2 separate regions of the Homo sapiens genome follow, and region 2 is linked to region 1. A link is an interaction called in ENCODE POLR2A ChIA-PET data of the cell type or tissue named here. Cell type or tissue: GM12878. All regions are shown on one strand. Each heading gives the region's core, and the rest is flanking DNA. Links, peaks and the distances in the headings are about the cores only.

Region 1 (5,000 bases), core at 1-5,000:
GCAGCAGCCTCTAGAAACTGAAAAAGGCGAGAAAGCCGGCTTTCCCTGGGCCTCCAGAAGAAACACAATTCTATGATACTTTGATGCTAGCTTTCTGATATCCAGACTGTAAGAGAATCAATTGATGGTGTTGTCAATGGCTACGTTTATGGTGATTTGTTACAGCAGCTATAGAAAGCTAATACAGCGGCCTTGGATTAAGAAAGGAGGGACCAGGTGATGAGCCTGAGAAGGGACAAGGCTTGTGGCTTGTTTGTATTTGTGCTCACCACAAAGGGCCCTTCAGAACCATGACACGGATGTAACCTAGGATTTGAGCAGAAGAGAAAGTGCTTGGGTTTAGGGCTGGGCCAGAGAGTAGAATTTCTAACATAAACTCACAAACGAACTCAGGATGGACTGTTAAAAATACTTTAGAGCTGAGAATGATGATTTCCAGTTTCATCCCTGTCCCTACAAAGGACATGAACTCATCATTTTTTATGGCTGCATAGTATTCCATGGTGTATATGTGCCACATTTTCTTAATCCAGTCTATCATTGTTGGACATGTGGGTTGGTTCCAAGTCTTTGCTATTGTGAATAGTGCCGCAATAAACATACGTGTGCATGTGTCTTTATAGCAGCATGATTTATAGTCCTTTGGGTATATACCCAGTAATGGGATGGCTGGGCGCATGTTCTCATTCATAGGTGGGAATTGAACAATGAGAACACATGGACACAGGAAGGGGAACATCACACTCTGGGGACTGTTGTGGGGTGGGGGGAGGGGGGAGGGATAGCATTAGGAGATATAACTAATGCTAAATGACGAGTTAATGGGTGCAGCACACCAGCATGGCACACGTATACATATGTAACTAGCCTGCACATTGTGCACATGTACCCTAAAACTTAAAGTATAATAATAATAAAAAAAAATAGAGCAGTATAGATACTACTAGGTCAGATCTGTGCAATAGAACATTCCACAAAAATGGGAATGTTCTGTGTCTACGCCATCAAATACAGTAGTCACCAGGCATGTGTGGCTATTAGGAGCTTGAAATATGGCTGGTAGGACTGGTGCACTGAATTTTTAATTTAACTTAAATGTAAATTCTTCAAATAGCCACATGTGACTTGTGGCTGTCATATTGGACAGTGCAATTCTAGATCAGCACTGGCTAAGAGAAATATAATGTGAACCATATATGCGACATAAAACTTTCTAGTAACTATACAAAAAAAGGAAGAGGAAATAAGTGAAATTAATTTAGTAATATATTTTGTTTAACCCACTTATTAAAAATATTACCATTTCAGCATGGAACCAATATAAAGAGTCTTAATGAGATATTTACATTATTTTTTTCATACTTTGTACTAAGTCTTCAAAATCCGGTGTGTATTCTGTACATTTCACTTTGGACTGGCCATGCTCCTAGTACTTAATGGCTGCAGGGGCCAGTAGCTACTGTCTGGATGGTGCCGACTATTTAGTCGTTGCTGAGGAAGCGGGGCCTAGCAGGGAAAATGACTTTTTCAGTGGCATTCTGTCTGCAAGCCCTGTTTGTCTGCTGTCCAGCTTCCCCCTCTGAGAGATACCTAACTTCCAGCAGCAAAACAAAAAGAATTTAAGTTTTTTTGTTCCACCTACCAACCAGTTCCTAAATTTTGTGGACAAATACTTCATACGACATTCAAAATACGACTTATAAATTGGTGGGCTGATTAGATTCCTAGAAATGGAAATGAAGTAGATGATGATGGAAGCAAAGAGAAGAAATTGACTTGATCCTCAGAAACCTGGGCAACCCTGGGAAAGAGTAATGCGACTGGAAAGCTAAACAAACAGACATCACAGAGGGCTGCGTTTCTCACACTGGGGGGCTCCGGGCTCACACACTCAGGGCTCTCGGGATGTTTAGTTTCTTAAAATGCAAATACCAGCAGCTCTGGGATCCAAGTGGGTGATGTGGGGGAGTCGTGAGTTGGCCATCTTAATTAGCTTCCTAAACGATTATTACATCAAAGTATGTCACTGAGCTGGATTTATGAAATTCCATAACGGTCAAGGATTTGTAAAGAAGTTTGTCTTAGAAAATTAAAAGTATTTCTGGTCCTAGGTCATCCTTAGTCATAGTATGCTGGGCTCAAGGAACATAAAGAATTGACTGATGTCAAAGTACAGTTGCAGCATGGTTGGCTCATTTACAAACATGCTTGCATTTGAGGATGGGGAGAAAGCACCCAGGGCTCTAGAATTCCTTAAAAAACAGTATGTGGCCAGGTGCGGTGGCTCACGCCTGTAATCCCAGCACTTTGGGAGGCCGAGGTGGGCTGATCACGAGGTCAGGAGATTGAGACCATCCTGGCTAACAAGGTGAAACCCTGTCTCTACTAAAAATACAAAAATTAGCCGAGCGTGATGGCGGGCGCCTCTAGTCCCAGCTCCTCGGGAGGCTAAGGCAGGAGAATGGCATGAACCTGGGAGGCGGAGCTTGCAGTGAGCCGAGATCACATCACACTGCACTCCAGCCTGGGCGACAGAGCGAGACTCCTTCTCATTAAAAAAAAAAAAAAAAAAAAACCAATATGCTTCCTTTCATTCCATTTAGCAAGAAAAAGTACTCTTTTGCTTAGTCATTGCTTGTACCCTCTAGAGGGTGGCTACTGCTTTTAGTTCTGTTTTTTTTTTTTTTGCAGTTCGAGGGTAGGAGTTCGGCTAATGCAATAAGTAAACCATTGTTTTTGGTGATTCTGCATGAATTTGCTGCAGCAGCAGCTGCCTGGTATTTACAAGCAGGAAATCTACCATTGAAGTCTGGAGACAAGGAATAATACATGAAAGGAAGAAAGGAATGAAGGGGAGATGATGGTGCTTCAAATTTCCAATTCCATGAGAGATGCAAATGACACTCTCTCCCCACAGGGACAAGAGGGCCAGGGAAACTTCGCCTTGTTCAACCATCAGAAAATATGCAGGCTTAGACCAAAGGCATCTTCCTGCTACCTGTAAGGAAAAGGTCTTAAACTTCTAAGCCTCAATGACTCCACTGCCTCTTCATGGGCCTTGTTAAAATGCAGACTTCCAGTCTGAGACAGATGATGACTTGAGGGGCTCAGGGCCCTTGCTTGAGAAACCTGTCATCAGCTGCACAAAGTTGCTGCCATGGATCACTTATTGAATGCTTGCTGTGTGCAGAACGCCATTCTATGGGCTATATGTGTATTATCCCATTTTATCCTTATGACTATCCCATGAGGTCACTTGTATTTTCTATATTGTACAGATGACGAAACTGAGGCTCAGAGAGATTAAGTTACTTGTCTGAGTTCACATAAATGGTAAGTGGCAGTAAAGATTCAGCTCTATGTAGGTCTGGCTTCAAATCTTGTGCATAACCACCAGGCTAGAGGTTCTCAAAGTGTGGTCCCTGGGCCAGCATCATCAGCCTCACTGGGGGACTTGTAAGAAATGCAAATTCTCAGACTCCCCACCTGATGTACGAAACTGGAAACCCTGGGGCTAGGTCCAGCAACTGTGGTTGAACCTGGGCTCCGGGTGATGCTGATGCCTGCTCAAGGTTGAGAACCACTGGACTGGGCTAAGGTCTCTGCTCTCCAGCGGCAGCACTGCAGTCTGATGAGTCAGGGGACAGGAAATGCTTCCATAATAATATTGGTTTTGGTAACATGCTGCCTGCAGCTACAAAATGACAGTGGGGATAATAATGGCAGGTGAAATAGTGCAATTTTCCAGGTCACAGAAAGCTAGCACTCCCTCCATGGCTCTATAGATCCATCCACGAGAAGAGGAGCCAAGGCACATGAGTTCCCATCTCAGCCACTTTGTCACTGGGGATACTGGCAGCAGTTGAAGGGCAGGACCAGAAGCTAGGATTGGGGAAGGTTGGGAATGAAGTGCGGGGATGGAAAGCCTGCAGCTTTTGAAGGAGCAGGAAGTCTAAAATGGCCCAGAAATCAAAGGTGAGCAAACAAGTATAACATAGGTGATACCCTAGAAAACATGTACAGTAGACAATAGTCCCCCTTATCTGCAGTTTCACTTTCTGCAGTCTCAATTACCTGTGGTCAACTGTGGCCTGAAAATGTTACGGTATTTTGAGAGAGAGAGAGAAAGGGAGAGAGAGAGTGAGAGAGAAAGGCAGAGAGGAAGAGAAAGAGGGACCATACTCACATATTTTTATTACAGTAAATTGTTATAATTGTTCTATTTTATTAGTTGTTATTGTTAATTTCTAACTATGGCTAATTTATAAATTGAATTTTATCATAGGTATATGTATATATGGGGAAAATAGTAAATATAAAATTTGTTACTATTCATGGCTTTAGGCATGCACTGGGGGTCTTGGAACATGTCCCTATCAGGTAAGAGGAGACTACTGTATTTTTAAATTTAGGCTTCTGTTAAGCTGCTTATTCCCCTTCTGTTATAGCCTAAATCAATGCCTGAATTCCTGGGCTTGCATTTGTTAATGTATGTGCAGTGAACATGAAACAACTGAATCATGAAGCCCATGGTAGTGGGGCCATGGCTGGGAGCATGCTTTAGAGAGGTTGTCAGGTCATCAGCATAGATTAATTTCTTCAAGTAGCACCTGCTGGGAAGGTGGTTTAGCCCTGTCTTCTACTCCAGCAGCGCAGAGGGTAAGGCATTTTGCAGAAAGCATTTGTGGATTTTTTCCAAATCTAGGCAGTAAACAGATTGCATTCCCAGCACTCCCCCCAAATTCCCTTCATTTCCTAGATCTGTGGAAAGGAGCACATTGAAACAGAAATAGAGGAGGCCATAGAAATCTAACTGATGGGATCTGACTGCTGATCTAGATATTATTGTTAAGACAGAATTTTGAATTGATGCAGACAGTGAGATTGAGAAGGCTCTGCAATGAATGATACTGGGAGGATCACAGGTCCTAGTGTTCAGCATGAACCAGGACCAGAAGAGAAACATCTAATTAAGAAACGTAATGAAAAGGAAGGGAAGA
Region 2 (12,278 bases), core at 2,876-7,875, 500 kb before region 1:
TAAATCTATAAGAGCTTTGGATAACAACCACCACTTTGACCTTGGATTACAATGACTAAACTTTCATTTTCTGAAGACTTACAAAAGCTAATCATTTGGGGTAGCTCAAGTTTGAGGGGAGATTCTTTTGTTACTGTTTTTAAAAAGCTCAACTGGATAGTTAATTTAAAAAATATTCAAGTGTCTTTCAGATCCTTCAGAATGAAACTTCAAAATGTTCAACGTAACAGTTTCCTCCCTATTCTGGGTGTGTGCCGAAGTTTTCCTTCCCACCAATTAAGAGAGAAGGCTGGGCCCAACTGAATTATTTGGACAGGAGTTTGATGTCAGTTAAATACCACAGTAACTGGCATTTTCTATCACCTCCAGACTAAAGGACAAATGCCTAATTAACATGGACCAACATGCAGCTTAAACTGGAAAAGTGCCTGTCCTTTTTCTTTCTTTTCTTTTTTTCTGAAAGATTTAGGTCTTTAACATCCTTGAGTTAAAGTGCACAAAGGGTGTCTAATGCCATCTGACTGAGGTGTAAAAGTCTAATTAACTAATGCTTTTTGCAGTGATAGTAAATCAGTTAACATTATTAATCTTCCTGACTAGGCGTAAGTGAGTGAGGAGGGCTATTGAAAAGGAGCTAAACAGTTAGACTGGGTACCCTTGAAAAAGAAAAGGAACTCTGAAAGTGATGACTGATGATACTGAAAATAACTGAGATACTTAAAATCCAACCGCTCGCCGGGCCTACCACCAGGCAAGAGACTCTGAAAGCTGAGGCTGCAGCTCCAGGGCAGGGAGAGGAAGAGGAGGAGCTAGGCGGCCGTGAAATGACTCTCATCTCCCATCCTTCCCTCCCAGCATCACCGAGAGAGACACGACTCTCACGTGCTGGAGGCTTCCCTGCCTTAAATTAACGCTGTACCTTTCCAACTAATGTTTTCAGTAGACCAAACAAAAGTTTGGAGTAGTTTGAGCAAATGACTCCAACAGTGGAGCCAGTTAGGCTAGTTTCAATTCATCAACAACTATCTTAGCATCTGGCTTCTTAGTTTCATCTGCCTATGTGTTTGGCATCCAAAAATGCGCATGCATATCATACTCATGTTAGCAAACCATACTTTATCAAAGGCACTTCCTGCATGTAAACATCTGAAGAGAAAAGGCCAACAGCCAAACAATTTCTGTACCAGGGCTTGGTCTGTCTGTCCTGAGACAATGGCAGTAACTGCAGTCATGCCCTCCACCCTCTTTTCTGGATTCCAACCCTCTATTCCCTGCCTCCCTGTACCCGAGTCTATAAGGCAGCTCCTTCCCTGGGGGCTCAGGGGGGAAGGGAGAGGCATCAGGTCTAGCAGGCACTCTCTTGGTCCCTTGCCTGCTCCTGCCGCCTCCACCCAGGCCTTCCCAGGAAAGCCAGGGGACAGGACTGCTCAACTCCTGACAGCAGCTGGATGTGACGAATTAGCTCTGGGCTTTGGGGAGGGAACTCCCCATGTTGAGGCACTCCCGTCGCCAGATCCTGGGTGATGACCCTAAACCCAGCAAGCTTCCTCCATCTTCTCGAAGAACATCTCAAAGGAGCAGAGTTGGAAAGGGAAGTGAAAGAGGGAGGCCAGGTGCCGCGGTGGCTTCATCTTTTCCCCTCCTCAATATTTCTATCAAGTTTCTGTTTCACTGCCACCTCACATAAGGGGGATATGAACCTATGCATACCTTTTTAATAAAATTCTGAGGCAAACACAACACGTTTGGTTAACGACGGGCTTTCACAAGCCACCTGATAATAAAGAACTCTTGAAAACATCAGGCTTCAGAACTCAGTTCATCCTGAATAAAGATATTTATGCTTTATTTATTGTTTTAAATGTCTTTAGAGGCTGTTATTTGTTACTTTGCACACCATTATACCTAAAAATCACCTCTTCTGTTCAAAAAGGTAGGTTCAAGAGAAAACTTTTCATTTGTACTCCTAAGTTAATTATATATTCATGACCTCCTCCTCAAATAATGTCTCAGGCTGAGGGTAGTGGCTCATGCCTGTAATCCCAACATTTTGGGAAGCTGAGGATAGCGGGTTGCTGGAGCCCAGGAGTTCGAGACCGGCCTGGGCAACATAGCAAGACCTTATCTCTATTTAAAAATAAATAAATAAATAACATCTCTTACAAAATCCTGTTTACTATTATCTCCATATTGCCTAGCCATTGGGATCTGAAGCTACTGAAGGGGGGAGAAATCCTAGCCAATTAAACAATTCTTCAAAACAAACTAAAATCCTTAAGATATAATTTATAACTCATTTCAACTTTTTAAAATACGGGCATTACTGACATCTATAAACAAAGGCAAGAGAGAAGGTGCAGATGAAGTCCCTTTTCAAATCAAACTTCTACTCAAATCAGAATTGTAAAATTGTTTTAGAATTCTTAAAATAAAGTTTGGTGGGTTTTTTCCCCCAGAAACCTGTGTGAGGTCAGTTCCATCAAAAGTCATCATCACCCCTGATCACCTCCTCAGACATGGGAATCTCACTCAGCTGAGACCAACAGTTGGAGGAGGTACTGGTCCCATTGTACAGATGGTCACAGCCCTTTAATTGAGGTCAGCTGACTTGCTTAGTCATATGCCACCTCTCTCACCAGGTCCACCACAGGACAGTAATTTCTCCCTGCCTGTGTAGTAAAAATCCAGCTTTAGTATCAGCAGAAAATCCAAACAATGTGATCTTCCCAAATCCCATTCTTTCCTGTGCTCAGTTGATCCATACTTACTGTCTACCTGTTTTGCTAAGTCCCCTAGAGCAACTTGAAAGGGCTATAAAAGCTTGAAATAAAGATCATGTTAAATGTTTTTGAAAATATACAGATGGCACATAAAACTTAAACGGAATACCTGCTCCCAGTCCCAAGTCCTAGACAAAGGTAGAATACTAAGATGCTTTTCCTGTAGCTAACAAGCACATCAGAAATGAGGCAGTCACCTCCCCTGCCTGCATCTTGGAGAGTTAAGTGGTGCAAGAATGCTGTTGTTGTCAGAACCAGAAGAACAGCAATGAAAGAGGCATCAGCTGTGGAATAACCACAGCTAAGCCACTAGACCCCATTTGAAAAAAAGGAAAATGGAACCACAAGAGAATGAAGTCAGGTTTTTCAGAAAGGTCTCAATCTACCAGCTGGTCTTTTGGCTGCTGCCCTGCCTAAAAGCAGCTTTCAGAATGCTTAGAATTTCCCTGGATTTACGGTCCTAATCCTTTATATGGTACTTTCCAATAGCTTCCATCCTTACAAAGGTTTTTGTTTACGTTTACTGATTAAAAAGAAAGAAAATGCTGCCCATGGGTATCATTGTGTCACCTCCTAAGAAGGCACAAGGAAGATAATTCTACCCATTTTAGAGATGGAAAAACCAAGGTGTGAAGTATATCTTTTTCTGTTTTAATCATAATCAAGGTTGGGCTTGCATTCAGGACCTTACGTTAGTCTCCTAGCTAACAAACCCAGTCCTCTCTCTAATAGATCACAGTAGATTAATTAAAAGGGCCAAGGGAGAGTCATTAAGTATGTCCAAATGTTTCTTACAATCTGGCTGATTGCATTCTCTTTCCCAATAGAATTCTTTGAAATGATGAGGAAAATGAGGTGATATCAAGGGCTGCTCTGGAAACCGTTCAGTGTATGAACAGGTGGAAGAAAATATATCTTCCTAACTTGTCATACAGTGGCGTTTAGCTCTAGTTACAGAACTCCACTTGCGGTTCAGAACTAGTCTAATCGTTATTTTCCTGACATTAGACTTTAGGGTTACATATGCAGGATCTGTCTTCCTCTAGGGCAGGGGCCCTCCAGGGAGCTATTTCAAGGGATCCACTTATTCATTTGCTCATCAAGCATCTAGAAATCAATTAAATTTACACATATATGTACAATTATTTTGCAAGTATATGAAAATGCTGCTGTATTTAATAAAGATAAGTGCCACTAAAATGTCGATAGAGTTTTTCTGTCATTAGAGCTTCTCAACAGAATCTAAAAAAATAATTAAAATCACACTTGGTCTGGAAATTTTTTACATTAAAAGAGTATCTTACATTTAAAAAGATGGGGAATAATTGCTCTAGAATGTCCAAATAACATGACATTGATTAAAGAAAAACATCCAGTAAAAATACAACCACAGATAAAGGACACATCACATCATTCCTAACATTCACAACACAGTGCCCTATGTAAGAGAACAAACACCTTCCTCTCAAGAGAGGCCAACCCTCTAGCGAAAGGACTTTTTGAACTGCTCAATTTGTTTTTCATCAGTAACCCTCACGGGTTTGGGGTAATAAGACAGATCACATGCTATCCAAAAATAAACACACACATTTTGTCAGTTCAGTATTTTTCTCTTTAAAATAAATTTCTGATGAACTACATATTCACAATTTACCATAAAAAGTTTAATACTATGTTGGTTTCATGTAACCTAGAAGATAGGTTCCTTCACTCACACAATGAGTGCCCAGGGAATGCAAAATAATTATAACATTAGCCTATGACCCTGCCCCCCAAAATTATGCCACATCAAAATGTGATTTTCATGTTCAAGAATATTTGAATACACCAAAAAAGACTTGTCATATCATATTAAAATTGTAAAACATATGGTATAAAGACATGTACAAAAATGGGTTTTATTGTCCACAATAAATCCCATTTTTGTAATATGTGTATATATCCATAGAAAACCACCTAAAAGGAAATAGTAAAGTATCAACAATGATTTATCTCTGACTTGTGGGCATAAACAATTTTACTTTCCTTTTTCCTTTTTGCATCATTAGATGTTTTTTCCTTTGGGTTCATTTATAATTCTTCTATTATGGGCATAGGTGCAGTGAAATAATTAAAATTCTGATGAAAAAATAATTTTTAATCCTTAGGACTATTTATAATCTTAATTTAGGATAACTTGTTTTTTCTTCATATTCCTTCTTATTATGTACAATGAATAAGAACATTCATTCATTCATTCATTTACTTATTTAGAGATGGAGTCTCACAATGTTGCCCAGGCTGATTTCAAACTCCCAGGTTCAAGCGATCCTCCTGCCTCAGCCTCCCAAGTGGCTGGGACTTCCCGGGTGTGCCATGGTGCCTGGCTAAGAACATTTTATGATGGGTAAAAAACAATGTTTAAACAGTCCTGATTTTGATGTATTGGCTCTTGGTGGATTATTGATACAATCTGCTACTAACATCATAGTAGGAATAATTGTGGCTCCACCACAAAAGTTCATACAAGCCCGTCCAGGCACCTGGATTTGGCAGGGTGAGCTGATGTCTAAGAGAATGTGACATGCAAGTCCAGAGTTCCACATCAAGCCTGCCCCCTGCATCTCTCCAGGCCTCACTTTCCTCACCTGTAAGCTAAGGAGGTATAAGGAAAAGAAACGAACCATGCTTCCCTGAGGCCCCTTCCAGTGCAATGCTCTACGATTGTAAACAGGGAAAATGCAAATATCATTTAATCAAATCTTGCCAGTCATAACCCACTTGTCGACTTGCTCAGGATAGATGTGAACTCCTATCACCAATTTGACTACTTGTATTGCTTGATGGATAGTATAGCAAAGATAGAAACACTGCATTAATTAAACATGTTTTTAAAAGGTTTCCATGGCTCACAAATTTTCAAGTTTCCTTATCTGTGTGGCAACCCTACCCAAAATGAGGGCACATGCAGAAAAGAAGCTCCAACCACAACAAACACAGTCACTTACTGAATGTTGACATTGTATACCAGACACGGGGTATTTATAGTGTGTTATATTACACTCTACAATCCCATCACTTAGGTCTAATGACTTCCATTTTATACCTGTAAAAAAAAAATCTGTTAAAAGAAAAAAAAGATCTGTGTGTGAAGAGCAAAAGCTGTTTTCAACAATGGTGCATGCCTATGGGCAAGACACCCAACTGCTCTGTGTCAATATCGCCACCTGTGAAACAGGTCAAATAACCCCTACCGCATTCATTCCTTCAACAAATACTGACTGAGCACCTAGTATGTGCCAGGCACTATGGCAAGCGCTTGGGAGGCATCAGTGAATAAAATGCTTAAAAAGAACAAAAAGTGGCTGGGCGTGGTGGCTCACGTCTCTAATCCCACCACTTTAGAAGGCCAACGTAGATGGATCGCTTGAGGCCCAGGAGACCAGACTGGGCAACACAGTAAAACCCAATCTCGGCTGGGCACGGTGGCTCACATCTGCAATCCCAGCACTTTGGAAGGCCGAGGCAGGTAGATCACCTGAGGTCAGGAGTTCGAGTCCAGCCTGACCAACATGATGAAACCCTGTCTCTACTAAAAATACAAAAATTGGCCAGGCATGGTGGCGCATGCCTGTAATCCCAGCTACTTCGGAGGCTAAGGCAGGAGAATCGCTTGAACCCGGGAGGCAGAGGCTGCAGTGAGCCGAGATTGCACCATTGTACTCCAGCCTGGGCAACAAGAGCAAAACTCTGTCTCAAACAAACAAACCAAAAAAACCCGATCTTTACTAAAAATACAAAAACTAGCTGGGAGTAGTGGCATGTGCCTGTAGTCCCAGCTACTTGGGAGGCTGAGGCACGACAATCACAGGAACCCAGGAGGTGAAGGTCGCAGTGAGCCAAGATCACACCACTGCACTCCAGCCTGGATGACAGAGGAGACTCTGTCTCCAAAAAAAAAAAAAGTCCTCAAGGAGCTTAACCTATAGTACATTATCTCCCTTTCTTCCCCCATTTAAAAATGGACAAAGCATTAGAAAACAAATCCAATAGAAGCCATCAGCTTTGGCCGGGCGTGTGGCTTACACTTGTAATCCTACCACTTTGGGAGGCAGAGATGGGAGGATCCCTTGAGGCCAGGAGTTCGAGAAGCTATCAGCTTTGTCAGCCCAAAAGTGGATATTTTTACTTAAAAAACAAATGCAGAAGTGAAAAGATGAAGAGCACTTGTATTGGAGTACACTGGCCTGGGTTTGAATTCAGACTCCCTCACTAACTAGCTAGAGTAACCTTGGGCAAGTTATTTAAACTAAGCCCCAGCTTCCTCATCTGTAAACAGAAATAACAGTGAACTTTTAAGTTGATGCAAAGATTAAATCAGATGAAATACAGACTGCAAGAGGTATAATGCCTCCTGTACATTAAGTTAGGTAACTGAAAAGATTAGGGTAACCTCCCCAAATGCCACCTTCCAAATCTGCAAAATGAGGATAATTATACCAATTTAATAGGACTGTTGTGAGGACTATGAAGATAATGCACAGAAAGCATTTACCATGACTGGCATACGATGGTACATATTTGCTTCTTAGAAATGAGTATTGGCCGGGCGCGGTGGCTCACGCCTGTAATCCCAGCACTTTGGGAGGCCGACGTGGATGGATCGCAAGGTCAGGAGATCGAGACCACAGTGAAACCCCGTCTCTACTAAAAATACAAAAAATTAGCCGGGCGCAGTGGCGGGCGCCTGTAGTCCCACCTACTCCGGAGGCTGAGGCAGGAGAATGGTGTGAACCCGAGAGGCGGAGCTTGCAGTGAGCCGAGATCGCGCCACTGACCTCCAGCCTGGGCGACAGAGCAAGACTCCGTCTCAAAAAAAAAAAAAAAAAAAAAAAAAAAGACATGACTATTAACAGTCAGGAGCAGTGGCTCACGCCTGTAATCCCAACACTTTGGGAGGCCAAGGTGGATGGATCATGAGGTCAGAAGTTTGAGACCAGCCTGGCCGACATGGTAAAACCCCATCTCTACTAAACATACAAAAGTTAGCTGGGTGTGGTGGCAGGTGCTTATAAGCCCAGCTACTCGGGAGACTAAGGCAGAAGAATTGCTTGAACCCAGGAGGCAGAGGTTGCAGTGAGCCAAGATCACGCCATGGCACTCCAGCCTGGGTGACAGAGCAAGACTCCATCTCGAAAAAAAAAAAAAGAAATGACTACTAACAAAAGTAAATGGGGAGGGTAGGCATGGCAGCTTTCACTAGTGAACCCCATGACTAAAGCTATAGAGAAACAGCTGGGAAAAGCAATTCTGGGGAAGAACACTATGCCCCCAAGACCAGGCACCAGGCAGAGACTCCCAGCAGACAGTTTGCCCACACAGTGGGATCAGATGCAGGTGGTTGTGAAATGACAAATGCAACCAAATCTGAGTCACCCAGGGTGACGTCCAGAGCGCGTGGATTATGGCAGCCTTGGCTTCGGTTGCCTCTCTTTCAGGCGCTTCCAGCTTTACCAGAGGCCTGAAAGAGCAAAGGAGAGGAATGGAAAGGGATTTACTACTACTACTTTGCAGGTTTTTAGAGGAAGGAGTGTTGGCTATGGAGGATAAAAATGATTTGGAGGAATTATCAGTAAAAGTCATTTATCCAGACTTGCTCTTGCCCCCAGTGAGGGCAGGTGAAGGCACTCCTTGTCTCCTTTTGGGCTGAGGCAGAGAACAGCAACAGGCAAAGACAGCAAGACTCCAAAATTGAGTGAGGGAGGGGAGAGTCAGTAGAGTGGGCTCAAGTGCCACACTACAACACCTGGGACAAGTAGGTTCACCAGCTCACGGTGCTCTGGGCCAGGTGTGCTGACTGACCCGTAGCTCCACTCAACAGACTGCTGGAAAGCTCTTGGCCCTACCTTCAGTAAACCAGAGGTCTTGGTATATACACCCGTCTACCAACATTATAAACAAGATAAATCAGTTCCGTAAACAAGCACCAAAAAGGGGCCTACCAGACCAAAGGGACATGAACCAAAACCTTCTATGTCAGGGCTAAAGTGGAACCCAGGTTCCCTGCTGCCCGGCTGCACCTTTCCGACAACAGGATGTTACCCCTCTCGAAGGTGGCTCACCTGGAATTGGTAACCACAAAGTCAAATATCAAGCAAAGTATGTGATTCAGCTTTTCAACAAGTCTATGGCTGTAAAGAAATAAAGCTTCGCTATGTGTGTACATCACTGCAGTGGCTTTAGGCAATTCAGATATCCTGGGTGCTGCCTCTTGGTTCATCCTGTACGAGCTGCCATGGGAGGCACTCTCTGCCTCAGGCCAAAAAGCAAACAGTGAAGTGAGCCACGGCAGTCACCCAAAGCACAGACACACAAACCACATGCCCACTGTTGAGGGTGTCTCCAAGGCCTAAGCAGGCCAACTGTGACTTCTCTACTCAAAAACTTTGGACTCCCTACCACTTAAATTAAGAAGAAAAGGTCAAATCCTGCCCCACCTTCCACCTTGCCCCACTATCCCTCCAACCCATCTTCTCAGACACCTTCCTCAACACCAAATTACACTGTAAACTCAAAACCAACCTGCTTTCCTGCTGGGCTCTCAGCCCCTACTTGTGCTTTTCCTAGAAGTGCAGACCCACTCCTGCGAGCTTCTGTGAGCCTTGGCCTTCCCATGGGAACTTGGCTCAGGGTCCACATGGCATAAGAATTCCTTTCATAATGTCAACTCCCCAAAGGCAAGAAACACCAAACTCCACCATGCCTAAACCTAGCATAGCAATTGCTCAATTAAGGATATTTCAGATGAAGCTGGAGGTATTCAAATAATGTGTTAAGCTCAAAAGCATAACTTTTTTTTTGAGACGGAGTCTCACTCTGTTGCCCAAGCTGGAGTGCAGTGGCCCAATCTCAGCTTAGTGCAACCTCCGCCTCCCGGATTCACGCAATTCTCCTGTCTCAGCTTCCCGAGTTGCTGGAATTACAGGTGCCCACCACCACACCTGGCTAATTTTTCTATTTTTAATAGAGATGGGGTTTCACCATATTGGCCAGGCTGGTCTCGAACTCCTGAACTCAGGTGATCTGCCCGCCTTGGCCTCCTAAAGTGCTGGGATTACAGGTGTGAGCCACCACGCCCGGCCCCAAGACAAACAAATTGAGTCAAGTGGTAGAAACTCTCCAGGTATCACCGTATATTGAGATTATCTAAAAGAACAACTCTTAAAGCCTGCCATAAAGCTTCCTGGTCATGTGTCACTGGCTGCATGATCTCAGAAACAGGAGCATCTCTAAGCCTCAGTTTCCTGTCTTTAAAAAGGAGAAAATAACAGCTACACCTCATGAAGTTGTTGAGATGATTACACACAGAGACATACATGGTGCTCTGCTTCCCCTAAGTAGTGTGCCCTGGTCGAACCCACTAAAAGCAGCACTTTCAGACACTGCCTCCAACCCAGCTCCCCTCCAGGTCCCCCAAAAGCTCCACTTCAGCTTACCAGAATCCTACTTCCTCCTGCACAATCTCAAATGCGAGAACACATGAAAAAACAAAACTAAACAAAAAATGTTCGCCAACAATTCGGAAAATCATAAAATGAAACAATCTGTTTTCAGTGATGGAAATGATTGAGGTATGTGTTCTGTCCAACCCACCAAGTTTACAGGAGGCCTACCCCCATTTTGCACAACCCTCCCATCCAAGTCCCTTAGTCCATGAGTACAAGCTTTGAAATGTATAAAGTCAGGCTATAAAAAATTCGTATTTCTTCCCCAGAGGACTCTGAAAACCTGAGAGTACAAGGCAATGTTGTGCCTCTACAATAATTACTACACCATTAATTGTCTTTGGGGCCTGCAGTCTGACTTCCTTCACATCCACTCTAACTTTTCAGGCCTCGGGCACATGATGCTCCTTTGTTGGCTGTTTCAGCTGCAGTGAAGGGGGTGGATCCAAGCAGAGGACCAGGAACATCTGAGGGGCAGAGTCGTGACCCAGATGAGGGCACATGCTCTGCAGGTGAGCAGCGAGCTGGCAATTGCTGTAAGGCAGCTCCACCTTTTGAACAGATTCTATTTCCACCAGACGCTGCCAGCCCCTAAAGCCATCACCCACAGAGTCATCAAGACAGCAAATTAGCTGGCCCTCTGCTCACACCTATCCCACCCTGCAGTCACTCCCAACTGACACACCAAACTCGTGGTTACGAGGAATACATTGTCCCAGTTCAGCTCCCAGTGTCCATCCTCAATATTTTTGAGAAATGAGTCCCTCTCCTCTAAAGAATTCCAATCTCTAATGACCTTAAGTAAGTACCAACTAGTACAACACAATTAGGGAAGTCTAAACATTGTTGAATTATATTTGCTGAAAATAAATGTTCCCACCTTTCCCCTATCATTTAACAAGGCTTCAGAAGGCAGCCCACATATCCTGGGTTGAAAAATCTCTTGTAAAAAAAAAGGGAAGAAGTTATTCTGTTAAAGAGAATACCAAATTCCAAGTTCACACTGCAGTTTGCTAAACACCTTGTCTTCTCTCCGACTTAAATTTTCTAAAGGGTTAGCAGTTCTCTGAACCACAGAGCTGCTCACATCACAGTCCTGCTCCAAAGCATTTGATGGCTCACAACAGACTCCACCACCGAGCCCCCGTCCATTTTTCCAGGGCCAACACTTCTCATCATTCCAACTCAATACAACACGCCTAAGCCCTATCCTCTAGTCACATTCCACTTTTTGCCCTACCCTGTCCTCAACTAAGCCTCATATTTTCATACTCCAGGGCCTGTACTTAAACTGCTTTTTGCCTAGAAGGACGTTTTCCTTCCCCACATCATCCTCCTCCACATGACAAGCCCTGCACATTTGAGAGCATCACTTCCTCTTCTTTTCCCAACCACTTCCCACTTGCAGGCCCCTCCACTTGTCCTTGCTGGTTATGAGGCACTGACGAGTTTTAGGGCAGGGACCATGTTTTACCCATCCTTGCATTTCCAGAGGCTGGTACCCAGGGCAAGTGTCAAGAAACGGTTCTTGATGCAGGCTTGCTGATGGTGGTATTCCACAGATGGGAAAAAAGGAGCCCAGAATGCTGGCCTCCTAATCCAGATTGCTTCTCAGTATTATTTTGCTGAAACTACCCAGCTGCTGTGAGCAAAATAACAATGATAATAACAGTAGCAAATAGAGAAGATAGGTCAGTTATAACTGAGCTGGTAGCACACAAGACGTAATTCTCTGTTACTAGTTTCAAAACAGTCCTGCCAGCACAGTGGCTCATGCCTGTAATCCCAGCACTTTGGGAGGCGGAGGCAGGCAGATCACCCGAGGTCAGGAGTTTAAGACCAGCCTGACCAATACGATGAAACCCCATCTCTACTAAAAATAAAAAAATCAGCTAGATGTGGTGGCGTGTGCCTGTAATCACAGCTACTAGGGAGGCTAAGACAGGAGAATCGCTTGAACCTGGGAGGCGGAGGTTGTAGTGCACTCCAGCCTGGGCAACAAGAATGGGTCGGG

The links. Peaks named below come from ENCODE experiments on the same cell type or tissue, not always from the same donor. Only the 100,000 strongest peaks of a DNase experiment are listed, where the experiment ranks them.
Region 2: POLR2A ChIA-PET joins it to region 1 with 8 read pairs; 1 of 35 experiments calls an interaction of 5 or more read pairs at or near these places.

The regions. Positions count from the first base shown.
Region 1 is chr6:6,634,580-6,639,579 of GRCh38, reverse strand. All of the region lies in intron 3 of LY86 (lymphocyte antigen 86), which reads right to left. Among named protein-coding and RNA genes, the nearest start is that of LY86-AS1, 14 kb to the right of the region's middle. In GM12878, for the core only: no CTCF peak of the experiment used is centred there; DNase peaks (open chromatin) are centred at 2,579, 3,519 and 4,048; H3K4me3 peaks cover 346 bases; H3K27ac peaks cover 2,713 bases.
Region 2 is chr6:7,126,310-7,138,587 of GRCh38, reverse strand. The region is part of intron 1 of RREB1 (ras responsive element binding protein 1); the gene reads right to left. Among named protein-coding and RNA genes, the nearest start is that of RREB1, 24 kb to the right of the region's middle. RefSeq lists an enhancer at 1,507-1,576. In GM12878, for the core only: no CTCF peak of the experiment used is centred there; no DNase peak of the experiment used is centred there; H3K4me3 peaks cover 902 bases; H3K27ac peaks cover 1,883 bases.